Regions from separate parts of the Homo sapiens genome. Here region 2 is linked to region 1. A link is a contact called in ENCODE Hi-C or POLR2A ChIA-PET data. All regions are on one chromosome and are shown on one strand. The core of a region is the stretch at or near the end of the contact, and the rest is flanking DNA. Distances in the headings are between cores, read along the strand shown.

Region 1 (5,791 bases), core at 821-3,320:
TTCTTACCACTAAATGGTAAACTCCCTGAGGATGTGTAAAGGGATCATATCTCTCATTTTTGTGCCCCTACATACCACAGAAAAGGGACTCAAATTTTTGATGAAGAAATGAATGAATATTCATTTCTTCATCAAAGAAGAAATGCTGAAGTATGGACGTCAGCACATGTCCAAACTTCACCCCTAGAATGCCCAAAAAAAGTGGGAGAGAAAGGAGGGGCTTAACATGCTGTTCTCCTTTTGAAGGTCACTAATCTTTGCCTTAGTATAATTTATTGTAATATTGAGTATCCCCCACCTAGAATAGTTTTAATATAAAAGAGGGCAGAGGACAACAGCCTATGTACCCTTCCTTCCCTTTCCATATTTTTCCTTACCTTTTCTTCCCATTCTTTGTCTTCTAGCACTGAAAGGGCAGACAGAACCAGGAGGCAAGTACATACAGACCTCTGCCTCCATGGGTCACCCCCACCTTTGTCTCCTTGAGAATGTTCACTTTCCAACTGGCCTCCATGCAACTCGAGGTTTAGCTCTCTCCATGATGAGCAAAGAAAAATCCATGGAAGGGGTGGGGGTGGATGTGGAAGAGGTTCTGCAGTGCACTCCTCTTCTCAGAGGAAACCATTTCAACTCCTCTTTCCACATTTCTCTTCTCCAGAGTTCTCTTATCCACTACCAACCCTCCTGTGCATCCCCTCGAGCCAGCTTTTTCTGACCCAACCTCACATGATGCACTGTCTTGAGGATTTTCTCTCAAGACCCCAGCTTTTTCATTCTTTTATGTTACACAGCAATTCAGCCTTGTCCCTGTGCCTCAACATGCCTGGCAATCAGACCCCTCTTCGAAGGCAGAGGAAGTTATAATATCAAGGTCCCCTTCTCCCAAATGTTTTTCTACCTACTTCCTTTAGTAGAAATTAGGTCCTGCAACTTTCTGATCAGTGTTCAAAGGTTTTAAACATAAATAGACTGAAGTGAATTTTTTGCAAATTGTAATCAGTTAATCTGTAGAAATGCTAAATTTACAATTATCCTTCCCTTCTAAATCCAGGTCCCAAATCCATTCCAGTTTGTGGCATTTCCAGCCATGGAGCAGGATACACCCACTTGGAATGATCCTGATATTTCCCTATTCCTTAACCCATTTCCTATTCAACCCAAGTGCCATTGAGTTTGCCCCTAAATATGCTGAGAATCAACTTTGTTCCATATTTACTACCACCACCCAGTCCAAATCAACACTACCTCTCATCTCAACTACTTCTCGGCCTCTTAATTATCTCCTCCAATCCACTCTTCCTCCCCTCCAATCTGTTCTCCATAAAATAAATTTTTCTTTTAAAATGCACATTTGGTCTTATAACCTTCCTCCTGAGAACTCTTCTGGGGATTTCCATGTGCTTTTACAATAAAGACTAGAATCACTAGCATGACCCCATAGCTCTCCATGATCCTGCATGGCATAATTACCGGGCCTCTCCCTGTCATTCTCTAGCCAAATGTACTTTCTTTTCTTTTAGTTCCTTGAAAAGACCAAACTCTTTCCCACCTTAGGAATTCTGTACATGTTCCAATGTCTCCCTCCCCATCAAACTGATCAGTCCTCCTTCTTATGTAATTTCATACCATTTTACTCTTTTTCTTCACAACACATCATGCTTTGTGATATTTTAGTGTGAAATATTTGCTTAATGTCTCTGTGTGTGTGTACACGTGTGTGTAAAACCACAAAATCCCCTTATCTGCTATTTAATGGGCCTTCAATAAGTAATATTGTTGAGTGAATTTTGTGATTGTGAGGATCAGAAAGCAAGAGGTCTCAGAACACCTGAAGGGGTGGGAAGCAGAGGGTAAACTGTTTTCCTGCAGCTTTGGGGATGAATCAAAACTGTGCCTGAAGAGATTTGTGCCCTGAGTGCATAGATCTGCAGGAATATTGCAGCTCAACCATTTGATATATTGCACCACTGTTTAGCATGATTTATGAAGCTGTTGTTCTGTTTTAACTCAACATGTTCATTGTAAAGGAGTTTCATCCTCAGAGGTTTCATTAATGGAGGCATTGTTGTGTAGTGAGGCAGTAGAAAAAGGAAGTGAGAGATAGGGCTGGCCTACAACCTGTGTAAAGCTTGCATTTCAAGTCCCCTCTGGAGGGAATGCCCATTTCTGGAGTCTTGTTTCCCAATATGCCCATGTCCCCAAAAACATCTGGTCTCAGGCTCTTTCTACATACTAGAGTGCAAACAACTAGTAATAATACCTAAGTCTTAGCTCCTGCAGGGGTGAGAGAGACAGAGGCTCTGACACTGGAATTTTCAGGTAAAACAGATATCCTGTTCTATCTGAAGCACTGATGAAGAAAACATAGAGCTTTCAGCTCTTGTTCCAATGACTAGTTTCTTTCCCAATCTGCATGAAGTTGGTCAGTCAAGCTCACCCAGGCTCATAGACTAGAAGCCCCAGGAAATGAATTATTTCTGTTTCCTTCCCACCATCTCACACACATGCTCTTAAAATATCCATTCCCTTCCCTTGCCTCGGATCCTGGGTCCTGAGACAGGCTCTCACAGCCCAGAGAGTGGTTGTGATGGACTTAGTCTTACCTCAGCTGCTTTGTCTGGTGCTGGGCTGCCAAGGGAGGCATGCATGAGCAAGGCCAGTTCTCCATTCATATCTCAGACTATTTAGAAGAATCCAGTGACAGAGGACGTGGCCTGTGGGCTTTATGCTTGTGATGCTTTCTGCTGCTTGAGGTCGGGGTGGAGAAGAGGCTAGAGCTGACAAGCTTCTCACTCAGGGGCTGAGGTGGGGCACAGCTCCTGTCTGCTGGACTCATAAATCTCCTGGTCCCCACCCCAGGGATCTCAGAGCCCCCTTTGTTCTTTTAATTTTTATTCTAATAAAACCTCCTACATAACATAGGTCTACAAAGACTCTTGGGGAATATATTTCCCTCCCAAACATATTCATTTGAGACACAATTATCAAAACATTTGTTCAGGCCAGGCGCAGTGGGTTCCACCTGTAATCCCAGCAGTTTGGGAGGCCAAGGCAGGCAGATCACTTGAGGTCAGGAGTTTGAGACCAGCCTGGCCAACACGGTGAAACCCCGTCTCTACTAAAAACACAAAAACTATCTGGACATGGTGTCGCATGCCTATAATCCCAGCTACTCGGAAGCTGAAGCCAGAGAATCTCTTAAACCTGGGCAGTGGAGGTTGTAGTGAGCCAAGATTGTGCCACTGCACTCCAGCCTGGGCAACAGAGCAAGACTCAGTCTCAAAAAAAAAAAATTGTTCAGCACACGAACTTTAGACACATTTTATCTGACACCACAAGTCATTCCAAGAGATGAATATACACAGTATCCCTCTGAAAGCTACTTGTCTTCCAGATGTAAAGACATCTGTCTCCATCATTGGAGACAGAATGCTAGTGTTTTGAAATAACCTGTGCTTAGGATGTTGGAGCACAGAAATGCTGCACTTAATTTTGGTACCCACCTCTAGTGCAGGGATTAGTTAGCAACTTTTTCTACAGGTCAGCCAGTAAATATTTTAGGTGTTGCAGGCCATATGGTTTCTGTTGCAACTACTCAACTCTGCCTGTGTATCACAAAAGCAGCCATAGATAATCTGTAAACAAATGAGTGTGACTGTGTTCCAATAAAACTTTATTTACAAAAACAGTGGGCTGGATTTGGCCTGTGGCTATAGTTTATTTCTGCTCTAGAGGACTCTCCTCACTATAATAAAAAAAGTTCTTCCCAGGTTATCACTGTGAAGATATCATTAAGTGGGACACTGTCAAGAGGCTGGTTGACGTTTCACTAGTTCTTCCTGGTTTATACACATCCAAGAAATCTCATTATTTCCATTAACACAAAGATACCAAGAAAGGACATGAATGTTTTTTAAGATCATTTTATCTCAGTACATCAGAATGGCCCAAATCCTTCCAGAATCCTCTCATGTACACTGGGATTGTCTGCTCCACTTGACAGCAGATGGGGTGCAGGTCCTGGAAATGCTTACCTAGTTTCTCCTTTCTCTGTAGTTAGTACTGTATCTGCTGTTGTAAACAAAGCTTTTCAGCCCTTGAGCATGTTAAGATGTAACCTGAAACCAGGTTTGCAAGTTTATTTGTGAAGTAATTTGAAGGAATAGGAAGAATTTGAAGGAATAGGAAAAACAGAGACTTTGAAGTCAGAGCAACCAAGCATCAAATATAGGCTCCTTCCCTTTCTTGCTATGTAACTTTGGGCAGTTTGCATAACCTCTCTGAGCCTTAATTTCCTTATCCACTAAGTGGTAATAATAATTACTTCTACCTCATGGCATTGTCAGCAGTCACTGCCATTTTCTAAGTTCTAACCACAGGTCAGGCACTGTGATGAGTGTTCATTCATTTAACATCCAAAACAGACCACAGCTAGTTTATAGATGAGGAAGTGAAGATGAGATCACATGCTGGTATTCTCTTCCCCTTTTCACCAGAATGGGTCCCTCATAGAGGTATCTGCAACCAACTCAAGGGAGCCACTGGACAGGGATAAAAAAAGGCCATTTGACTCATGTTATTGAAGGAGTGGAATGTTCTTTGCTCTTTTGTCTCTCTGAGCTGGATAAAGGGAGGAACAAGTTCCCTGGGAGTTGATGTACAAAGCTGCCCAGAGTTGACTCTAGCTGAGGATGTGTTTGGGACTGCATGAGGCCATCTCTGAGAGGCTAACAGCAGCTGCTCTGACATTCTCTCTGATCTAGGCCTTTTTTTTTTTTTTTTTTTTGGTGCCTATTATAGCTCATGATTGGTTTTACAATATAATTCCCCAGCCTGTGTAACATTCATCATTCCAGATTCAGCTCTGAACACTTTTTAAAAAATATATATCAACTGCATGATATGTGTCAATGACCCCTGAATATGAGATATTCTATCCTTGAAAGGAAAGACTTGGAGGAGCCTTCTCTCCTGGCATCCCTGGACTGCGTAAGGCTGTTTAGTCACCATCACCATTGCCTCTTTTTTTTTTTTTTTTTGTGAGAAGGAGTTTTGCACTTGGTGCCCAGGCTGGAGTGCGGTGGCGCAAACTCTGCCTCCCAGGTTCGAGCAATTCTTCTGCCTCAGCCTCCCAAGTAGCTGGGATTACAGGCATGCACCACCACGCCCGGCTAATTTTGTATTTTTAGTAGAGACAGGTTTTCACCATGTTGGCCAGGCTGGTCTCGAACTCCTGAACTCAGGTGATCTGCCTGTCTCGTTCTCCAAAAGTGCTGGGATTATAGGCGTGAGCCACCATGCCCAACCACCATGGCCTCTTTCTAGACACCGTTCTGACCACCACTCTCTCCTGCCCGCAGACGTCCAGTAGGTGGCTGGCAGAGTAAAGGCCAAGCTTCCCAGTTTCATTCACAAGGCCCTTCATAATTTGGCCCTAACATCTTTTCAACTTTGTCTCATACTACTGCCCAGCATGACTCCATAAGACAAGTTAGGCTGCCTTACACACTCCCACAGAACAGAATAGCAATTTCTGGTCCTTTCACATATTGACATCCTTGGCTAGAAACTTCTCCAGTCCTTAATGGTTTCCTGGAACATACACACTCCTCAACATGCACACACACACACACACACACACTCCACACACATGCACACACATAGATTTAAGAACATACACACAAATAAATTTAAATATATATAAGCAATAACTAATTTATGTTTGGTCTCATTTTCAACAAATACTCCAAGGCCGGCCATGGTAGCTCATGCCTGTAATCCTAGCACTTTG
Region 2 (5,437 bases), core at 1,950-4,449, 2.5 Mb after region 1:
ACAGCACAACGAGGCATTTTAAGCACTTGTTGAGAGACATATAAGAAAATTCATATGTAGAACTAGCTGATCTGAGTAAAGAGACTGTGTCCAAAAACAAGGATGCCTTACCTTATCTGCATAAATTGGAATATCATGAAATGGAGATATATATTGTCCTTTCTCATTTTCTGCAAAATAAATTAGAAAAAGTTATTACTATAATTAATTGTATTGCTAAATGCCCACAGTACACATTTTTTTTTTCTGAGATAAGGTCCCTTACTCTGTCACCCAGGATGGTGTGCAATGGTGTGATCTTGGCTCACTGCCACTTCTGTTTCCCTCTTGAAGGCTCAAGTGATCCTCCAGCCTCAGCCTCCTGAGCCGCTGGAACTACAGGCATGAGCCACTACGTCTGGCTAATTTTTGTGTCTTTTGTAGGGAGGTGGTGTTGCCATGTTCCCCAGGCTGGTCTCCAACTCCTGAGCTCAAAGCAGTCTGCCCACCTCAGCCTCCCAAAGGGCTGGAATTACAGGGGTGAGCCACCGCACCCTGCACCCGACCAGTACACATTTTTAAACCAAGATATTATTCTTACACTAGAAAAACTGTTTGTATACTTCACTTCTCCTGACTGTACTCCCAGGCTAGGCTGGGTTTACATCCTATGCACTCTGTAGGCATCTAATAAGTACTAATCTCTATAGTGAGAGCAGAGACTACTGAGGACACAAAAGGCGATTAAATTGTTTTGGACTGATCTTACATCAGTTAAGTTTACAGAACCATTATGAAGTACTTGGGAGGAAGGGAGGGGACCACTTTACTAAACAATGTTGCTAAAAGTGGTGTTCCCAGAGACAGCCAGCCATCTTAGATTATGACTTTCTTTAAGGATAATCAAGTTGCAACAAACATCTTCACAAATAATTTCTATTATATTCTAGATATATATTACTAATATATTCTAGAGGCCTAACTATAGCCAAAAAGTAATTTTAAAACTTCTTCAGTATTCTTTAGGAAACCTACTGTCCACATCGCATCCCTTCAAGTTTAAAAATCAAAGTGGAGGCCAGGCACGGTGGCTCACGCCTGTAATCCCAGCACTTTGGAAGGCCAAAGCAGGTGGATCACTGGAGGTAAGGAGTTCAAGACCAGCCTGGCCAACATGGTGAAACCCCGTCTCTACTAAAAATACAAAAATTAGTCAGGCATGGTGGCAAGTGCCTGTAATCCCAGCTACTTGGGAGGCTGAGGCAGGAGAATCACTTGAACCCGGGAGGCTGAAGTTGCAATGAGCCAAGATCATGCCACTGCACTCCAGCCTGGGCAACAGAGCGAGACTTTGTTTCAAAAAACAAACAATAAAACATAAAAGTCCCTTTAGGGCCAATTGTGACTTTGCAGTCTGTCCAGCCCTTTATCAGTTTTAAAGAAATTGACAAATGTAATATTATAAAGCTTAAAAAAGTTTATTTCTATTAAGGAAGGATAAAGCACTTAAAATTGGATAACTATGTAGTGGGTTCTAATTATTAGTATTTCTTAAGTTCCAGAGAGTTCCACTTGATAAAAACAGTTACTTCAGCTAGTGCCAAATTCTAGGAGTAGCTTTGGTCTCCCATAACGGCCACCAAATATTAATTGCAAATAAATAACCTAAGTAAAAGCAGTGTGTTTGTTCTGCATATATAGCTTGAAGATCCACCCCTCACCTTCAAACCAGACAGTCACCTCTGTAAGCCTTTCCTACAGAGAAATTCTGGAGCCAACACTATTTCCAGAAAAACAGTCCCATGAATTATTAGTCAAAAGTTACTGGACTGTCCTTGCTGCTTAATTGCAAAATTAAATAAAATGGAGAGTGGGGGGTAGTTCTCACCCTTCCTGGATTTTACCTGATAGTTAACCTTTGGCTAGATGTGTAAGCTTTACAGTTCGCTTTCCTTTTCCTCCCGCACCAGGCTACTTTTTGTTCCTTCAATGCCTATTCATTCGTCTCCTCTACTCCCCGCTTCCCCTTCCTTCATACACCAACTCAGAGTTCGAGGCACCTGCCCATTTCCTTCCAAATAAAACTGTAAAGAGGTTACAATAGAAGCGCCTGTGGTGACACATTTACGAACGCCTCCGTTATCGCCCATAATCTACTCCTAGTAGCTGGGGGTGGGGGGAGTAAGAGGATAAAGAAAAACCCCAAGTAGCTTTCCTCCACCTACAAGGCCAAAAAAACGTGGTGCCCTAAGGAGCGTGGAGGGCGCCAGCATGCAGCCTCCCGGTTTCCCCGTGCAGCCCTAGGTGCAGGACCCGGGGTAGGTACCCCCTAGACGCCGAATCCTGCAAAGGTAAAAACTTGGCACTTTCTCAGTCTTGTTTCCAGACTGACGTCATCTGTTTGATTTGAGGGAAACAGCTTTCTGTTTCATAAGGAGCATTCCCAGCATCGGCGCTGAGGGAAAACAGGCGGCGCAGAGGCAGGAGCACGACCGGGCCGCGGAGGACCGGTCCAGCGCCTTCACAGACGGCTCCCGATCCGGGCCTCAGTTTTCCCGTCTGTAAAACGAGGGGGTGGACTTGGCTCCGCTCAGCGCCGATAATCTGAGCTACGGCGGCGGAATTAAGGTCTTTAGGAAGTCACTGCCCCCCCCGGCCCGGAGTCGCCTTTTCTCCAAACTGAGCAATCCTCTTACGGGAATTATGTTACTTCCAAGCACCTTTCTAGGGTGGGTCGGTGATTTCCTTTTCCCAACAGACCCTGTCAGAGCCAGACACCTGCAAAACTAGCTGGGCCCAGGTTCGGGTACCCCGAGGCGTGACAAAGGGACCATCTCCGTTCAGCGGGGAGGGATGGCCGGAGGCGACCCTCGCCGCCCCGACCGGCGGCGGCAAGTATGCAATGTGAGGCCGGCCAGGCCCCACAACGCGCCCGAGGAGACGGGCCCGCGTCGGAGACCTGGGGCCGAGCGCGGGCCGCACCCTCCCGGGGAGGCAAGGCCCGGGAATGAATGGGCGGACGGGCGCGGAGGGGCCACGGGCCGCAGACACTCACTGAGGAAGACTCGGTACTCCAGGGAGAAGGGCGCGGCGCGCTCCTCGGTGCTGAAGCCGCTCATAGTGCCGGAGTCCTGCCGCCGCCGCTGCCACAGAGCCACCAGCCCGCACGCGGCGCCGACTGACAAGGAGAGAGCCCCACGCCTGCGCACTGCGAGCACTGGACCGGCGGGCGGGGCGGGGAGCGCCTTTAACGCGGCTCTGCTAGTGTTCCCACCCCCGCCGGGCCAACCCCGTGCGCAGGCGCACTCCGCCAGGCCCGGGTGTCCGCACTCCCCAGCCCCGCCCCTCGGGCCCAGCCTCCGCGATGGCAGCTAGGGCTCAGAGGCTGGGCCACGTGGCTGCCGCCGGCGCTGGTTCTGTTCCTTCGGCTTTGGGCTCTGACCCGGGAGGGCAAATGCGCAGGCTCTAAGCTTGGACTAGCTAGGAGTTGACCGCCGACCACGCACACAGGGAACTCACCTTTGATTCTCACACACTCCTCCCCGCAGTCCTATTCCTTATCTCAAAAGGCGTTGATAAGTCACCTGCTTCCCCAGACAGGCTCTGCTTGCGGTCTTAAAGGTGAGCATTTTTCTGATCCGTCGTAACAAAGTTGAGCCATATTACTGACACCCCTAGTGGCTACTAGTAAGGTACTCGCTTCTCCACTTTCTATAATCTCTCTCACTCCGTTGCTTATCTGGGAAGTGAAGATAATAATATAACTATTTCATGAGTTACTGGGATGATTACCCGAGTTAATACACGTCAAATGCCTGAAGCAGAGCCTGTATCTTTGTAAACAATCTGGAAGTTGTTACTGTCACCCTCCCCAGTGGGGGAGGATTTACGCCCCCGCGCCCCCCGCCCCCTCCATCCCCCCTGCCACCCTACTTAACCCACCTGGGTCTCCAGGGGCTTCAGATGGAAGCACTGGGAAGGTCCAGGCGTGAGCTAGAGTCCCGTGAAGGAGTGTTCTCAGGGACAGGCTCTTCTGATCTTGATTTCCTGTTTATATTCCATCATATCAGGCCAGACCCCAAAAACTAAAGTCTGATTGAGGCAGTGGGAAAATATTTGCATCACTTACCTCCCCAGGAATACATGTAAAAGAAAAAAAGTATATCCACAATCCTAAATATAAATTAGCAAATTATTATTCACATTTCAAAGAATGCCTGGTTTTATTTATTTATTTATTTTAATTTCATGGCCAGGATTTCTTTAAATAACTTTTTCTAGAACATTAAAGATAATGTGCCTTAATGACATTTTGAATTAAACCCTTTTTTCCAAACAATGTCTATTGTAAAAAATGAATATTAAATGAAAACCTAGTAAGATCTCCAGTTAGTTATGGTGTCGCTCCCTTTGTCTCCATCCAACTCCCAAACCTCACTGACACCCATTAATTTTCAGAAGGCTGTGATTCACTGATTTTTTGAACATTTCACCACACTGTTTTACTGCTGTTAAAACAGAAGGGCAGGAAAAAAAATTAGCGAAGCAATAGTTTAGTCAATAATTAGGGTCAAGGCCAGGCGCGGTGACTTACGCCTTCAATCCCAGCACTTTGGGAGGCCGAGGTGGGCGGATTACCCGACGTCAGGAGTTGGAAACCAGCCTGGCCAACACAGTGAAACCCTGTCCCTAGTAAAAATACAAAAATTAGCTGGGCGTGGTTGCACGCGCCTGTAATCCCAGCTACTCGGGAGACTGAGGCAGGAGAACACTTGATCCCGAGAGGCGGAGGTTGCGGTGAGTTGAGATCACGCCAGTGCATTCCAGCCTGGGTGACAGAGCGAGACTCTGTTTCAGAAAAAAAAGTAGGATCAAGTTCAAAGAATATTTTAAGGGGATGCTCTTTTGATTGAACTGCTCTATCACTTTTCTGCCTTTGAGCAGATGGAACCAATTTTCTTGGAAAAACCCAGACTCTCATCTGTGACTGACTTAAGAAGACAGCAGTGATGCAATAATAATGTTCTACATACACTTTCCCTTTGCCTCCTGCCAGCTCAGAGCAAGATAATAAAGTCTCACTGACCTCCAGACTTGCACACTGGCTCTTGTTTCATCGAATGTATTCAGAGAGCCAGTCATTATCAGGTCTGGTAAAACACCCAGCCCTGGTGAATTGTAACTTTCCTTTGCAGGCAAGTGTAGTGAGCCCATAGGCCCAAAAGGACCTTGGTCTACCATGTCTCCCTAGGGCCTAGCACAGTACACAGCCTAGAGTAGATGTTTAGTGAATCTTTGCTGGACGGATAGGTAGAGGAATTAATGTAAAGGTGGAAAATACCTTCTTAAGTACATTAGTTTGACAAAGAAGGAGTCCATCTCTTCTCAAATATTATCTTTCTCACTCAGTGACCAAATCTAGTGGCACTTTTCAGTCCATATCCTGTCCCCTTTGCTG

What was found. A loop is a pair of places that touch in the nucleus more often than their neighbours do. ChIA-PET counts read pairs that join two places held with the same protein, here RNA polymerase II (POLR2A). Pooled maps may share reads with other maps.
Region 2: a map of naive thymus-derived CD4-positive, alpha-beta T cell shows a loop between it and region 1 (14-fold over the local background). The contact joins the promoter of PPA1 here to the enhancer-like site in region 1. A Hi-C loop is called at or near these places in 2 of 168 maps with a recorded cell type or tissue (both naive thymus-derived CD4-positive, alpha-beta T cell) and 5 of 50 pooled maps. POLR2A ChIA-PET finds 5 or more read pairs at or near these places in 1 of 52 experiments (CD8-positive, alpha-beta memory T cell).

The regions. Positions count from the first base shown.
Region 1 is chr10:67,768,686-67,774,476 of GRCh38, forward strand. No RefSeq gene overlaps it. Among named protein-coding and RNA genes, the nearest start is that of TRS-TGA1-1, 7.1 kb to the left of the region's middle. RefSeq lists enhancers at 2,218-2,407, 2,588-2,747. Within about 2 kb of position 2,071, at least 3 of the 41 ENCODE cell types and tissues checked have a DNase peak (open chromatin) inside an H3K27ac peak, as active enhancers do.
Region 2 is chr10:70,230,230-70,235,666 of GRCh38, forward strand. PPA1 (inorganic pyrophosphatase 1) reads right to left here and starts at 3,200. Exons shown (of 11, transcript NM_021129.4): 1 at 3,035-3,200; 2 at 112-170. The coding sequence starts at 3,098. RefSeq lists a silencer at 2,842-3,411.